Regions from separate parts of the Homo sapiens genome. Here region 1 is linked to region 2. Evidence: chromatin loops called from intact Hi-C (ENCODE). Cell type or tissue: Calu3. All regions are shown on one strand.

Region 1 (8,000 bases), 860 kb before region 2:
ATACAGTCATAAAAAATTATGCGGATGCTTATATAAGCGGATTATTTTCTGAAATCACAGAACTGCTGACCTTTGGCTCATGACCAACATCGGATTTGTGAGTTTGTTCACTTGGCTTAAAATATAATATACGCAAGAATGCTTTCATGAATATATATTTATATCTATGTATAGCAGAGGATGAGCTTTTACGTAAGCAAGCGTCATGAAAAGCAGGATTACTATAATGTACCTATTATATTTAAAAGGATGCCGTGTCTTGTAGAATGTATGTCTAAAAGATGCTTTTTCACTAAAAGCCCAAGAACAGACTGAGTGCTACCTAAAATGCTGAAATGTCCTAATGCAGTGAAGCAAAGATCCTGAAACTGAGAGGTTTCACCTCCAAACCTGAGACTCCTTTGGGCAGAATTGATTCCCATTAACTATGAATTACATCTATTCAGGAGCTTGTGTGATTTGCAGCATATATATATATAATAAGATGAGCACATCAAATTCTATGCATTAGGGACAAAAGACTGGCTCTGATAATTAGTGCCATTACCTTACAGTGTTCTGACACAGGCCCTATGCTTGCTCACAGCATTCCTGTGACAGGTTGTTCCATCAACAGGCAGACTGGGATATATGGGGCAGAGGTATGGAGACCAGAAGGAGAGAGGGAGCACAAAGCCTGCATGTTTGGAGAGCTACTCTTCCTGTAAATATATGGATGTACATTATGGGTTAGCTTAGAACCAAGGACGCAGCCAATATGTAATGAGATACAAATGTGTCGGCTCCTGCACTTCCAGAAACAACAGCCCATACAGGTGCACCTGTGCCCGTGTGCCCTTGTGTGTGAACATACACATTATCTACCCACAAAAATTCACAAATTCACAAGAATACAGGTTCAGGAAATGTATACCTCACAACAACATAACATAAACAAAATATATTAACCCTTCACACAACTTTTGCCCACAAATTTTGTTGTGATCAGTGACTGAAATAAAATATAATTAGAGACTAAGAAAAATGTTCTCAGACTTACTGAAGTGCAAGATTCTGCAAGCACAAAGTTGCATACAACAAAATTTAATCATAAGGAATACAAAATCTGATAGGAAAAATAAGAAGATGCAATGATCTGTAATATAAAGTGTGAAAGCTATGTAAGGATATAGACAGAGGAGGGATCATTTTTCAGCTAGGATAATCATGGGAGGCATCAGTTATTAAGATTCTATATCTGGGCTTAATGCCCAGCTCACGGGATTATCAGTAAGTGCTAAATTAGATCATGTACATGAAGTGCTTACCAGGATGCATGGAACATAGTAAGCACTCAATATACAGAGCTTTTATTAGGAGTCATTTTACTTGGGATGCCAAAAAGAAGTGTCCTCAGCAAAGGTCCAGTGGCAGAACCACTTCATGCACCTAAGCATGGCAGTGCACAGCACCAGCTTCTGGAAGGTTTCATTCATGGTCATGATAGTGAGAGGTCAGGACTAGAGGGATGAGCTTGGGCCCTGTGAGAACTGACACTTACACAACCTTAGGGAGTCTCAAGTCTCCCTATAGGAAAGAGGGAGCCATTGCAGCTTTCTAGAGAGGGAGGTTCAACCGAATCAGAGCTCAGGAAACTTGTTTAGCGGTATCTTTGGGGGAAAAATGAGCTGTCTGATCTGGAGTAAGAAGTCCTGTCAGAGCTACGGTCAGTCTAGCAGCCCTAAATGAGCAGGACAGCCAGAGGAACAGAGAAGTGCCAGCAATTACTCCCTTCCCATTACAGTCCATTATTTTCTTGGCCACACTTAGAACAGCAAAGGGCTTGGCACATAAATAGCTTTAAGTATTTGTTCAATGAATAAATGAAGTTGCAAATAAGAGAGGAAATAAATGAAGGCAAATCACTTGATTCATCTAGGATTGTGAAATTGCACAAATCTGGATTTCCTGGACAAACTTAGTTTTGATGCGTCTGAAAATGTCCATCAGTCACACACAGGGCCAAAGTCTTGCATATAGAAGAGAGAAGTATAATTTGTTTGTAAATATGTCTGTGGGTAGAATTTTAATTATGTATTTATGATAAAAGTTAGTAATTTAAGTAAATTGCTCAAGTGTGGTCAATGACATTACTACCCAAGATATCCTTATCTTTTAATCTTATAACAAACACTCAACTCTCACACAACATTGCACTTTTTACCTTGGAGAAGAACACAAGCTCAACTACACCACAATTAAAGCAAACAGACATGTACAAATATTTTAGGTCCATAAAAAGACAAAAAAGCTTGGTAATTGTCTTTATATGTGTGCATTCTGATCCTAACATACCCTCTGTCCAAACTTCTCCATGATAATAGGAGACAGCATTGGCCTAACATCTATAGGAATGAATGCCCCCTAAATTTCTAGTCAAAATTACACTTAAATCTATGAAATATATGAAATACATTCTGTTAAGTCAAAACCCCTTAAAATTTTAAATTGAAATATAATTCACATGCCATAAAAATAATCCCTTTAAATTGCACAATTCAGTGGCATTAGTACATTCTAGACATTGTGTAATCATCACCATTACCTAATTCCAGAATATCTTCACCACCCCAACAAAAAAACCTTGTATCCATTAGCAGTCATCACTATTCCCTCTCCCCTCTGCTTTTGGCAACCACTGATCTACTTTCTATCTCTATGTATCTATCTATTCTAGACTCCCTAAAATTTTGTACAAAACAAGTGTAATAGATTATATTCCAGCTACTGCATACTGTAAAAGCATTTTTACATTAAAAATGGAGATGTGGCATCTTTAAAATGTCTTCAAACAGTTAGAAAATGAGATTCCGAATAACTCCAGTTTCCATGACCTTTTCACACAGAAAGTTGGTATATATATGAACTTACATGTGTGAGTTTATGAGTGAGTGTGCTTTTTACAGAGTGCAGTTAATCCCTTTAGAGATGTTTTTGCTCTGTCAGTTTCAGCTGAAGAAAACATGGTGAGAACCATCTTTGCCACCTTAAAGCCAAAAGTCCACTGAGCAGAATGGCTCACTTTGTTTCTATCAAGATTCTCTCTGCCCAGCTCTCTGTCTGAAAGATCATGAATGTGTTTGACCTGCACTGGTGAGATGAAATGACAGCCACTCCAGGGTCTCATGTGTGCACGATGTTCCTTCTCTAACACATTTCAAGCAAACTGATGACACGCTGTGGTGCTGAACTATGTCTCATGTTAACAAATTCTGGTTAGCTATCCTATTTCCACTCAAAATGTGGGGAGTCCTTTTGTTAATCTCTCAATACATTCAAGAGAAGATTTCACAGACAAGCCAGAATTTGAGCTAGACCTCCAAGGCCAAATTGGAAGTCTGTAGGAAGATGTTCACTAAAATGTAAGCAATGAATTTGGAATAATTTTTATTCTTATGCCTCTCTACAATTTAGGGGGGATCGCTACCTAAAAATAACAGTAACACAACAGGAATCACCCTGAAGCTTTACTCAATATGTTTTCTTAAGTAACTGCCTAGAAAGTATTCTGGGTTTCTGAGACCATTTTCCAAGATCCTTTGGAATTTAGAATGTCTGAAAATTGCATTTAGCCAAGGCTGGTTGCTCTGTAAAAATCTTTTTTGATATAATACCATTTGAAGATACCACTTGGAGGAAGCAAATAAAAGTGGATGACTTAGCAGGAAGCTGTCAGCTGTCAACATGCTACTTCTTAATATATCCTTGGGGCTTATGGGGTCATCCTTTGCATGGATTCCTGCTATTTTGGGCAGCGTGACTGGCTCAGATTCCAAGTCAAATGCTCCCACTGTTTGACCAGTAGGTGGCAGTTCAAAACAACATGAAACTAGTAAGTTCGCAGGGGTTTTAAGAAGTTTCCTCCTCATCTCTTATTATTCTCCAAATAAGATCCAGTTTCCAGTCCCACCTAGGAAGCTCAAGCCTTCACCTGCAGGGGCAGAGCCCCTCATGCTGGGAATGGCCAAGGGGAAAACAAAACAGAACACACTGCGCCTTCCCATGTGCCTTCCCCGGGATAGTTCTTTGTTTCCTTATGCAAGCTCCATGCCCACTGAGGATGCTTACCTCATTGGAATGCGTTCTGTTTTGGTGTTTGGCGCGATCAGAGGCATTTGAGAAAGCCTTGTTGCAACCTTCGTGCTCACAGACGTATGGTTTCTCTCCAGTGTGAGATCTCAAGTGTGTTTTCAAGTTTTCTAGTCTCGAGTAGGCCTTTGTGCAACCTTCAAACTGAGGACAACAGGTAAATCTGGATTACTCTGCACAATGGCAACAGCAGCTTATGCCTAACACGCCCTCCAAGTTGATGAAAAACTGATGTTTCAAGGGTCAGCAGCTTTTCAAAACCCAGGAACAAAAAGTCCACTAAACTCTGCATTTATTGGGATTCAGATGTAGCTTGGTGTAGTTCCAGATAAAGAGTTTTCAGTGCCAGTAAAAGTCCTGAAGTTTTTTTTTTTAATAGACCGCTCAATGTGGACAATGGGTTTCATTATCTGCTCATTGATCTCCTCAAATTCCCACTGATTTCAGATTCAGCACAAAGTTCATTAATATAGCTTTGTGTCCATACAAAGACATGGAATTTGATCATGTTTGTAAAGGGCCTTTAAGATGTAAAGTACCAGGGCTCAGCGTGCCCAGTGCGCCTCGTGGGCACCTCAGTGAAGAATGCACAACCTTGCGGCACCCCCTTCCCATTCCATACGCCTATGCCTGAGGACTCACTAGGAAAGGAAGGGAAAACTTTAAAACCTCGTATAGGGATTAGCTGTTTTAAAAGTCAACTTCAACTCTGTAAGTTGGAAGCTGGCACTTCCCTTTGCCTTCCAAGCCCCGTGGTACCATAAGCTGTTGGGCTGCGGCCAGCAGGGTGGCCCGCTATTCATTCCCAGTGCCAGCCACCACTGCCCCCTTGCCACTGTGCAGAGCTGCGCTGTCCAACTCAGTCACTCAAACACCGAGGCATTTATCACCAGACAATACTCTAGTCCTCTTCTCTTGCCACCCAACCACGCTTCCCCTGAGCTGGTGTCATCAGTTTGCACAGCTCTTATGAGTATGGGGAAGGACCCAAGTGTGCCTGCCACCCACTTCTGTACTCACAGTGCATTTGTGAGGCTTCTCGCCCGTGTGTCTTCTCATATGCACTACCAACATATACTGGGCTTTGAAGGGTTTCTGCTCTCTTGAGCAGTCCAGCCACCTGCACACGAACTCCTTCTTCTCTCCATGAATATGGTCGTTATTTATATGCTGGGGTTTGGAAAAAGAGAGAGAAATCAAATGGAAACGTATTCATCATTTCTGAAGGCGACAGAAGAAAATGCAGAAAATACCCCAATCTTAAAAATTCTAAAGACCACAAGAATAACTTTACCATATTACAGATTATAAAAATTCCAGTTAGTACACTTCTCAAGTAAATTTGCTTTTGCTAACTGTGTATGCATGCTTCCTAACCAGTGGGAGTGGCAAGACCGGGATGGAGCCTGGCATTCCAGGAAATATACTACAGTACACTGGCCATCTGAAGAGCAGAGTTCAATTCCAGGTTTGGGACCAGCTAGTTATGAAATGAGGTGAGCCACTGTTGACCTTTCTGAATCTCTGTCATTTTTCCTTGCCAAGGCTGGCGATTGAGGCTAAACAACTGCAGAGATGTTCTCCAACTCTCACATGCTGGGCCATGGGTTAGCACCGCGGCTTAGGCTTCAAAAAGGGAAGGCACACACAGACATGCACAATTCCAGAACAAAAAAACCAAAAGCACTTGCAAATGAAACTTTAGCTCAGGGTTAATCAGACTGCTTCCTGAATAAGAATTGCAGAGAAAAGAATTATACTGAGGAAGAGGACTGTGTGGTCATCAACAAATAAGTTAGTCTTTCAGGGCCTTGGTTTTCTTCTTGTAGAAAATAAATGACTGGATTCACTAGTTGCTAAGGGACTTTCTAGCTCTAAAATTCTATTAATACAGTTTTTAACATAAAGATGAAGTTCTCTGAATTACTTACCAATTCATGGTTTTAGAATCATTTAATTTCTTGGATTAATACAATTAGGAATCATTAGAAACCTACTGCAGCATGAGAGGAAGAGAAGCTTCTTAATTTGAATCAAATTAAGGTCAATTTCAACAGGTTGAGCATACTATTTCAATGTCCAGCTATGGACTACTGAAGACATTTGCATCCTAGGTTGATGCTGTTGGTCTTTATTTTCTGGTGATTCTACATTTTATTTGCCTTAATTTAAGGCTTGTGGGAACACTTTCTGAAGTATACATAGAACTACATCACCAAAAAACTTCGTTCAATAAGAGAAAGCTCCCTTTGGCTCCATGCCTCGTGTGGTAGTGACACAACCTCTCATTACTTTCCTGCTGAGTCCAGGGCTCCTAAAGCGGTGGTCGCTGTGAGTCTGAAGGTGAAGTTCTGCCCTCAGAGTGTGCCTTTCCCAGTTACTCCACTAGATGGCCTTTCGCTTTAGGTAAAAAAAAGTTTTACAAAAGTAAAGTTTTCTATGCTGTTTCTGGAGTTTAAAACTGGGTGAGGACAGAGAAAAGAAATTGTTGTTCTCTATCTCCTCTCCTTGGAGCAGTTCCCAGAAAAATCTGATGAAGAGCAGAGAGAGAGTGGTACATTGCAGCACACAAGAAGAGAGCCAATGTCCCGTCAGTAGCTCCAAAAATGACACAGAAACTGCAGTGGTTGGGGAGCAACCCCACGGCAAACAGATGTGGGTTTCCTATGAAAAGCCAGCCATGCTCCATGTCAGTGTTTCTTTAAAGTTATGATGATGCACACAGGTATAGGAAGAGAACAGATGTTCTGGACAGGGGTCAACGTTCAATCCGCACGTCTGCTTCTAGTAAGTCTTTGTAGCCCATACACAAGACCAGGGCTTTCCCAAATGTGTGCTGAAGCCCAGCCTTGGAAACCAAGCTCACATCTTACAGAGGGGTTCTATGGATTCTCAAACGGGAGAAAAAGAAATGATCATACAAAAACACTCCCTAACAGTTGCTCTTGGTTCAGTTTTCCAAGTCATTGGAAATAAAGCTTGGATCCTTGGATTAATGCATATGAAAGGGAAAGAAAAAAGGAAGGAAGGGAGGGAGGAAGCAAGGAAGGCAAGCAGAGAGTGAGGGAGACAGAAGGAAAGGGAAGAATAAGGAAGGAACACAGGAGGGAGAAAGGAAAAGGTAAAATTGGGAAACTGAATTATAATTTGTGCTGAGCCAACTGCTTAAGGTTGGATCCATGTCTTATTAGTTCCCTGTTCTCTCTCATGCTTTTATGAGGATGTGCTGGGTGCCACTCACACCAGGCCCTGTGCTGGAGAACATGACAGACATGATTCTTGCCCCAAGGAATTAAGTCTACCAGAGGGAAACAGGTCATGGCTTAAATTACTATACAATTACAGTTGTGATAGGCATTATGAAGGGAGATAACAGGGTTTTATAAAAACATGTAATGGGATCATAAGTCAGTGTGCAGCATCAGGAATCAGGGTCCGCTTCTCCAATGAAGCAGCATTTAGAGCAGGACCTGAAGGATGAGTAGACACATCAGGTGTGCAGGGAAGGATGGGGTAGGAGAATGGGACACTACAGCGGACCGATGACACAGAAGTACCTGCAGAAGAACAGAGCCTGGTGCCTTTGAGGAACAGCGTGAGGGCCACGCATGGCAGGAGAGAACTGGCCAGGGAGAGACTGCCACCACTTGGCATGGCGAGAAGGCATGAGTTTTCTGTGGGTCAAGTGGACATCCATGACGTAGGTAAGCTTGGGTTAGCTTGCCAGGGCTCACCTAAAATGCTGTGTGCTCAGTCATGTCTCCAGCAGTGAGGATGTGGGAAATACCCCTGCATAAAACTCACATACACCCCAGGGGAAAGCCAGGCTTGCATGTCTGCCCCTGAAGAGGAGGGCATCAGGGAAACCTGGT
Region 2 (8,000 bases):
CATGTGCACAACGTGCAGGTTTGTTACATATGTATACATGTTCCATGTTGGTGTGCTGCACCCATTAACTCGTCATTTACATTAGGTATATCGCCTAATGCTACCCCTCCCCCCTCCCCGCTCCCCCCACCCCACAACAGGCCCCGGTGTACAGATGGAATATTTCTAAATACTTCTACTCAATGTTTACTTTCCTAAAATACCAACTAATAAGCACCACTGGAAGGATTTCTTAATTCATGAGTTCCGAATACACCGAGAATTTAGCATTTAGAATCCCCATGATCCAGGTATTTAAAAACTCACCCGTTTATATTCAATCAGACGTCTATTTTTATAGATGTTCATTTATTTGAAATATAAATTGATGTTCAGTAGAAAGCAGATTTCTCAAGAAGTAACCATAGTGGCCTAACAACAAAGAGGTAATATTTTGTATACCAGTGTGCAGCTTTCTCATTGTGGGGGATTACAACAACATGAGTTCCTCTCTAGCCATCCTCTTCAGGAGTGTTGTAGGAAGGTAGACAACTCCCGGACATGGTGGCTCATGCCTGTAATCTCAACACTTCAGGAGACCGAGGCTGGAGAATAGCTTGAGCCCAGGAGTTTGAGACCAGCCTGGGCAATATAGTGAGACCCCATCTCTACAATCATTTTTAAAAAAGCAAATGGACAACAGATGCTAACGCACTTGGAAAAAAAATTCTACCTTCATAAAATAATGGCTGCCAGTGAGTCCTTCTTATGTGGTACTCTTCAGCTTGCCTTCCCCTTCACAGTGATGCTGTAAGACAGGTATTATTCTCATTTTAAAGGAATAAATCGAGTCACCTCCAAGACCACATAAACTAGAAAGCAGAGTACTGGGATTCAGCTTGAAGATGCTGCTAAATTATTCTCACTGTCCATGAGCTTGAGTCTCCCCTTTGTGCCTGGAGTATTAAGGGGAAGAGGACCATTATATTTTTCTCACAGACATTCTCTCCTACTCCCATCGTTCTATTTCCTGCTAACTCCTGACCCCATTCATGTGGCAAAAGAAGAGGCTAGATTGAGCTGAGTGAGAGCAGGTGTTGGAGGAGGCAAAGAATGGAGAGAATTTCCTCAGTCATGGAATTCTATGTGATTGATTTGGGGTGGTCATGGTGTTTCCTTCACCTGACCAGCAATCTTGAAGCATCATCAGTGGTCCGTAAGATGTACATATGGTCGGGGCCTTCTCTGACCTTTTATGTTTCCTTCTAGCATTATCCAGGTGAATGCTGCCTTCGGGTTTCTGGTGTCTGTAAGTCTCCTGCACAGTACCCTGAAATGTCAGGATTTATCAGGAGTAGTCTCAGCAATGACAAAGCCCACCTGGATTTGTGTTTTTGCTTTTATTTCCTGCTTGTTTTTCCTATTAAGTGTGATCACTCCTCTTCTTCTCCACTGGAAGATAAGCTTGACATGGGGAAGATCGTTGACTCGTGTTCACAGCTGAATCCCCGGAATTGTTCCTGACACACAGGAGGAACTGGAGGCCTATTTGTTAAATGAATGAATCAATCAATAAATGAATATATGCTAGTGATTAGCCCAAATAAAGCAGGAACCCAATTGCTATGTTCTATATGAAGGTAATCAGTTGGGATAGGCTCCTTGTAAAAACAAAAAAAAAGAAAAGAAAAAAAGAAAACAAACAAACACAAAAAAAAACAACCCAATGGTTGATTTCTTATACCTGGCATGTGGCTTTTGGGAGTCAGCAAAAGGCTGTGTTCCTACAGTCCCTTAGGGAGCCAGGCTGGGGAGCAGCACCAGCCCTTCTCTGGAGCTCCTTGTCTGAGGGATACGGAGCTAGGTAGAGATGCTCCGACCTAGAAGTGAAACACATCACACTCACAGGTCCTGGCCAGAACTAGTAACGTGGTTCTACTCCACCACAATGGGCCAGGAAATGCAAACTTCCCACTGGCCTGCAAGGCAGGAAGCTGGGACTATTTGGTAAATTGCATGTCTGGTACCACCAAAAACAAGTGAAACAGTGACTCTGTAGGCATCAAAGTTCAGTGTGTAGATTCAGAACACTAGAGCCAGGAAATGGAAGGAGGTGAACATAGAAGATGGCCAAACTAGCTGCATTCAGCGTAGCACTCTTCATAAGCTGTCAGAGGCAGTGCTTGCAGTGTGGCTACAGCCGCACTAGGCAACACAATAATTGACACACAAGAAGAGCTCAAAAAAGATTTGCTGAATGAATGATCACACAAAACACGAATTCTATAGAAGAAATAGAATCAGAATGAGGCTGACTATTGCTGCTTCTATTTGGAATGGTATTGTTTCATGGAAGGATGTGGGTTCATGTATAAGCTACATCAGATAGCTCACTTTTCATTTCCCTGGAGTTAAAACATGTGGCTCTTCAAAGTCACACACACAAGGCTGCAGAAACCCAATACATTGGACAAGAGGCTATAGCCGTAAGTCCTGGGACTCCTGCCATATGAAAACACCCTCCCGTCCTGGAAGATTTCTGCCTCCTCAGATGGGGGCTTGGATCAAGTGCTCTGCTACCCTGGTCTCTCCAGGTTTGAGATGCTGTTATTCTCTGATCCTGGTTTTGGCTTTAGCACTGAGTTATATTATATTGCTGAGGTCATTGTTTATTCTACCACATGGTTGTAGTGGCCTCATTTTATAAATGAAGGAACAAAGAACAAGAAAGTTCATGTAGAGTCCAGTCTCACACTCTAGTTTTATGCTGAGGCCAGGGCAGTGAAACAAGATTCAGTGTGGGTGGTGAGTATGAGTGTGTGTGATGTGTGGTGTGTGTGATACATATATGTGTGTGTGTGTTATGTATGTAGTATGTATGACTGCATGTATGGTGTATGTTGTGTGTGTGACTGTGTGTGTGGGGGGGTGCATTTTTACCTCTGCTGAAACAGCAGTTCAGGTAATAGAAGCCTCCTGTTCAACCACAAAACAGATTGTTTTCCTCCAAATTCCTCGGACATCGTGGAGCCCTGAGTCAGGATCACTATCTCCACCGTGGAGAGGGAAGATTAACCTGAAAGCAATGTGCAGGAGAGTTGCAGGCACTCTCCCTCAGTGGCAAACTAATGCATGGAAGGCACTCACGAGAAGCATTGAATAGATGCCTCAGATGTGGAATTATACATGCTACTTGATGCACAAAGCCAGGCTACCTGAAAGTTCCTTCTAAAGTTTTAAAAAGAGTGTGAATCTGTGCTGCAAATTTGAAGGCAGTTCCAATTTGGACAGAAAGCTCCCTCTGCTGGCTCCAGAGCTCCCCATTTTCTTAGCGTTAGACAGTGCAACATACTCCACCTGGCAGGGCACAGCCGAAGGACATGGGATCATGGCATGTATGTGCTGAATTAGCGATACCTGGAATGATAGGACATGGCTCAGAAAGGACACCAAAGAAAAAAGGAGCAAGTGGCCTTTGGCGGGGGAAGGAAATGCTACTGACACAGCCAGAGCCACTTCTCAAAAAATAGTCTTAAAAAAAATATGAAACAGCATTTGCACAGATTAAACACTCAAGTTATCCCCTCCATCCTACAATTCACTCTGACTGAAGCATTTGAGCACAAATTATACTCTCAAAGTTTTCTTAGGAACTTATAGTAAATAGAAACTCAAGCTAAAGTTCATCTTAGGAATCTGTCAACCTTACAATGTTTATTTGGAATAAACTCCCTCTCCACGGCAGAGATAGTGATCCTGGCTCGGCGCTCCACGATGTCCGGATAATTTGGAGGAAAACAATCTGTTTTGTGGTTGAACAGGAAGCTTCCATCACCTGAACTGCTGTTTCAGCAGAGGTCAAAACCTGCCACACACACACACATGCAGCCACACACATCACATATGCACACCATACATGTAGTCATACATACTACATACACACAACACACACAGTCACACACATATATATACCACACACACCACACATCACACACACTCATACTCACCACACACACGTTTGTACACACATGTACATGCAACCACAGACCCTAAACACTGATACTTACCACTCACACACACAGTCACACACGCTTATCCACACATGTTCACACCACACACCCACAAAGTCAAGCACATTTTTACTTTCTAAAGTTTTAAAGTCTGTGTGCTCAAATTTAAAACTAGGATCTTATTTGGTAAGTACTCCACACCCCACTCATGCCCAAAAATTTTTCAATTATATCTTCTGACAGATTTGAAATTCCTGAGTAACTCATTCCTTAAGAGGTCACTCTAACCTCTGAAACAGATTTTAGGGGAAAGAGGGTGCCAGAAACCACTCAGCCTAGTGAGACCAGTTTTACAAGTACATGGAGAAGGTGAATATGAAAGGTATAATTTCCAGAGTTCAAACAAGTGTTTCAACCCTTAGATGCCTCTGCTACCCTCTTCCTATAGCCTGAAATATAGAATTTAAGCTCTACTTTTTTGGTCTAAAGCCATGTGACCCTTTTAAAGGGACATGTTAGTCAAGGAGTACAAGGTTTCGGTTTCGTAAGATGAATAAATTCTAAGATCTTACTTATAACATGGTGACTAGAGTTTCCAAATCTGTATGAATCCTTGAAATTTGCTAAGATGGTCTTTGGTGTTCACACTCACACACACATACACACACGCAACTACATGAGGCAACAGATATGTTAATTAACTTGATTAAAGTGATATTCCACAATGTATAAGTATATCAAAGCATCAGGCTGTGTACCTTAAATATACACAACTTTTATTTGTCAATTATACCTCAACAACCCTGGAAAAATAAGATAAAAAGAAATAATGACTTAGACCAAGAGGTTATTAGATAATCTCTTAAAAACAGATTTTGTTGGAGGCAGGAGGAGCAAGGGAAGGAAGGAGCCCTAAGATACTGGGCATCACATCTAAAGAGAAGTTGGGGGAGGTGTGACAGCACTAAGTGGGAGATGACTTCTAGAATGAAGAGCCTTGAATTTGCTAACAGGAGGCTTGGATCAGCTCACGGTGTTGCTAAGCCAGGATGTGGTTTGGGGTTATTAATGAGCACTGATGGCTCTTCATTGCCACGTACTGAGTGCTGTGCCATGGGTCAGATACTGTGCCCAGTTCCCTATCATGGAATCCTCTCACACAATCCTGTGAGGAAGAGACGCATCTCTCAACTTACAAATAGAAAACGAAGGTTTGGTACTTAATCCAGGGTTAGGGAGTTTTGCTCTAGGAAGCAAAACCACCTAAGTGCCCTAATAGGGACTGCTCAAATAGCCATGAATGGAGTCATTGCTATTTTTCTACTGTTTTCACCACAAACAAGACTAATTCTGAATAATAAACTCCTGAACAGTATCCTGTGAGTACCAGCACATTCTTCCAAGGTCATCCTTCAGCCCTCCCTTTAGTGATGAAGATTTTGAATGCCAGAGGGGGCCAGTAGCGAAGCAGTATTGCTCACGAGATGCACAAGCTGCCCCCACCCCTCATTAGGGCAGGACCAAGAGCCAGCCACGATTCTAGAAAAGAAACCAGGCGGAGCACAGTGGCTCACCCCTATAATCCCAGCATTTTGGGAGGCCAAGGTGGGCGGATCACTTCAGGTCAGGGGTTTAAGACCAGCCTGGCCAACATGATGAAACCCTGTCTCTACTAGAAATACAAAAATTAGCCAGGCGCCACCATGCCTGCAGTCCCAGCTACTCAGGAGGCTGAGGGTGGAGAATCACTTGAACCTGGGAGACCGAGTTTGCAGTGAGTCAAGATTGCGCCACTGCACTCCAGCCTGGGCGACAGAAAGAGACTCCATCTCAATTTAAAAAAAAAAGAAAAACAAAACCAAAATGCACATGTAAGTAAAGTATGATTTTTCACCATTTCAAGAACAAAATTGGCATATGATGGTATATATAATTCTGCAACTACATTAATGTTTATAACTGAAGAAACACTCATATCAATATTTTCATTATATTGTATAGTTTTTCCATTGAATGCATTTGTTTATTTTGCTAATTAAAAAAAAATTGTGCAGTTAGAAGTTTCCAGAATCTACAAAATAGATATGAATCAATTATAATAAAATAGCAATTACATTCTAATGTAAATGTACAAAGTTTTGTTCTGAATTTTTCATGATCACTACCTTGATTTAGCCCTCAAGACTGAAGTTTCAAAGTTGAGGGCCCTCCTTTGCATAAGTAAATTAGGAAATATGCTGAGAAGCATTTACAACCCACACTAAAGGGTCTATTGTGAAATACATTGACTTCATAATTGCTATGAAGAGTTGCTTTGCTGTTTTGATCTTTGCATGGTAAAACTCTTCCAAATGTTTCTAAAGAAAGAGAGCAATGTATGAAGTGCAAAAGTGTTGAAATCTACTACTGATCAAAATATTCCATTTGATTGTTTTTCTCTTAACACTGTAAAGCTTAGAGTCCTAATTTAGAGAATGGACATGGGTTGTCTCTGTTCTTTCCTAAATTTGTCTGCCTTCCTATTGGTGGCCCTGAGAAGCTTTTTGCTATTTCTTTGATGACTTTGCATTTGAGGCTTTGCAGGTGTAGGTGGGCTGGGGAGGTGTTTTTGTTTATGTCTTCAAGGAGAGTGCCTGGATAGAGAAAGGATTATTCAGGGGTTTACTTTGGTATTTAAAAATTGATATTCAACTTATTAAAATTACAAATTCATCTCATCTCAGCCTTCTGAAAGTTAAAAACTCAAAACATTTATTTCTTCCGTAAGCTTTTAAATTCAATCTCTATATGTAACTATACATGTTAGTCTAAAAAGTTTTAACAATCACTTTGAAGGAGCTTTGATTCATAGTTGATCCTACTTACAAAATTAATTTTAAAACTTCAAATATATAAAACAACATTTATAAATTTCAAATAATTGATTTCCTTCTAAATACTACAATAGTCTAATTGAACAAACTTTTCCTAAATATTTAAAAATTACACTGTACATTTAATAAATTAAGCTTATAAATAAGAACTTTAAGTTATCTAAAATGATCTAATATTATTTGCAAACAAAGCTATTTCAACTTAGAAATTTCAAGTGTAAATCAATTACTCAATTACACATTTTCAATTTATTGATAAGGTTGACTAATATTCTAATAGATGAAATCTTATAAACATATTCAGATGCCTTATTACAAAAATATTAACATTATGTTTTGATTCTCTTACAGTTTTTAATGTTAATCTAAATATTTTTCCGGGTAAAAGATGCTAACCAGCTAAAATACAATATGTCACTCTCCAAAATTTAGGGGATACCTTCTTAACAGCTAGAAGTTCTTAACAGCTGAAAGTAGCAGGCCTGATACAAACTGAATTCTTGTCAGTGACACAAATGGGCCACTTCAACCAAATGGACAGACTATAACAGAGACTTCATAGCATAATGAAGGGGCTGATATCACAGAGAACCTATGTCCTGTAAAATACAGTTTCCCATAAATGAATGAAAATCTCAGTGAAAATCTGCTACCCTCACTTACCCTGTTACATCACTTAACCGGGCTTTTTCATTCCTTTCCTTCACACAATATTTAAATGTCTTTTCAAAAGCTGCAAAGACCTTGAACTTGACAGACTCTTGCACTTTTTTTTCATATTAACCCTGTCTCTTAGGGCCACAGAATAGATTATAAGATGGCATCTAATCAAATAGTTAGCTATTTATTTACAGTTAGTTGTAGCATGGTTATGAAAAACAGACTTTGCAATCAAATTTGCATGGATTGGAATCCCAGGCCTGCCGTTTTCTAATTAGGTGACGTTGGGCAAGACACTTAAAGTCTCTGGGTCTCAGTTTTCTCATCTGTGAAAAGTATTATTTTGATATTTGTTGTGAGATGTAAATAAGTTAATGTAGAAAAAGACATTAAGACAGTCCCGGGCACATACATTATATAAGCATTAGCAACCACATATTGTTGCTCTTTCATGAGATAGAACATTCTATTGATAGAC

What was found. Hi-C counts contacts between places; a loop is a spot of excess contacts. Peaks named below come from ENCODE experiments on the same cell type or tissue, not always from the same donor. Only the 100,000 strongest peaks of a DNase experiment are listed, where the experiment ranks them.
Region 1: it touches region 2 in a loop (5-fold over the local background); 54 of 110 quality-filtered maps call a loop at or near these places.

What each region holds. Positions count from the first base shown.
Region 1 is chr7:41,973,451-41,981,450 of GRCh38, forward strand. It overlaps GLI3 (GLI family zinc finger 3), which reads right to left. Exons shown (of 15, transcript NM_000168.6): 11 at 5,149-5,298; 12 at 4,108-4,272. Among named protein-coding and RNA genes, the nearest start is that of GLI3, 260 kb to the right of the region's middle. In Calu3, CTCF peaks have their summits at 3,826 (motif pointing right), 4,051, 6,516 and 6,785; DNase peaks (open chromatin) are centred at 3,851 and 6,481.
Region 2 is chr7:42,828,567-42,836,566 of GRCh38, forward strand. No RefSeq gene overlaps it. Among named protein-coding and RNA genes, the nearest start is that of C7orf25, 80 kb to the right of the region's middle. In Calu3, no CTCF peak of the experiment used is centred here; a DNase peak (open chromatin) is centred at 3,315.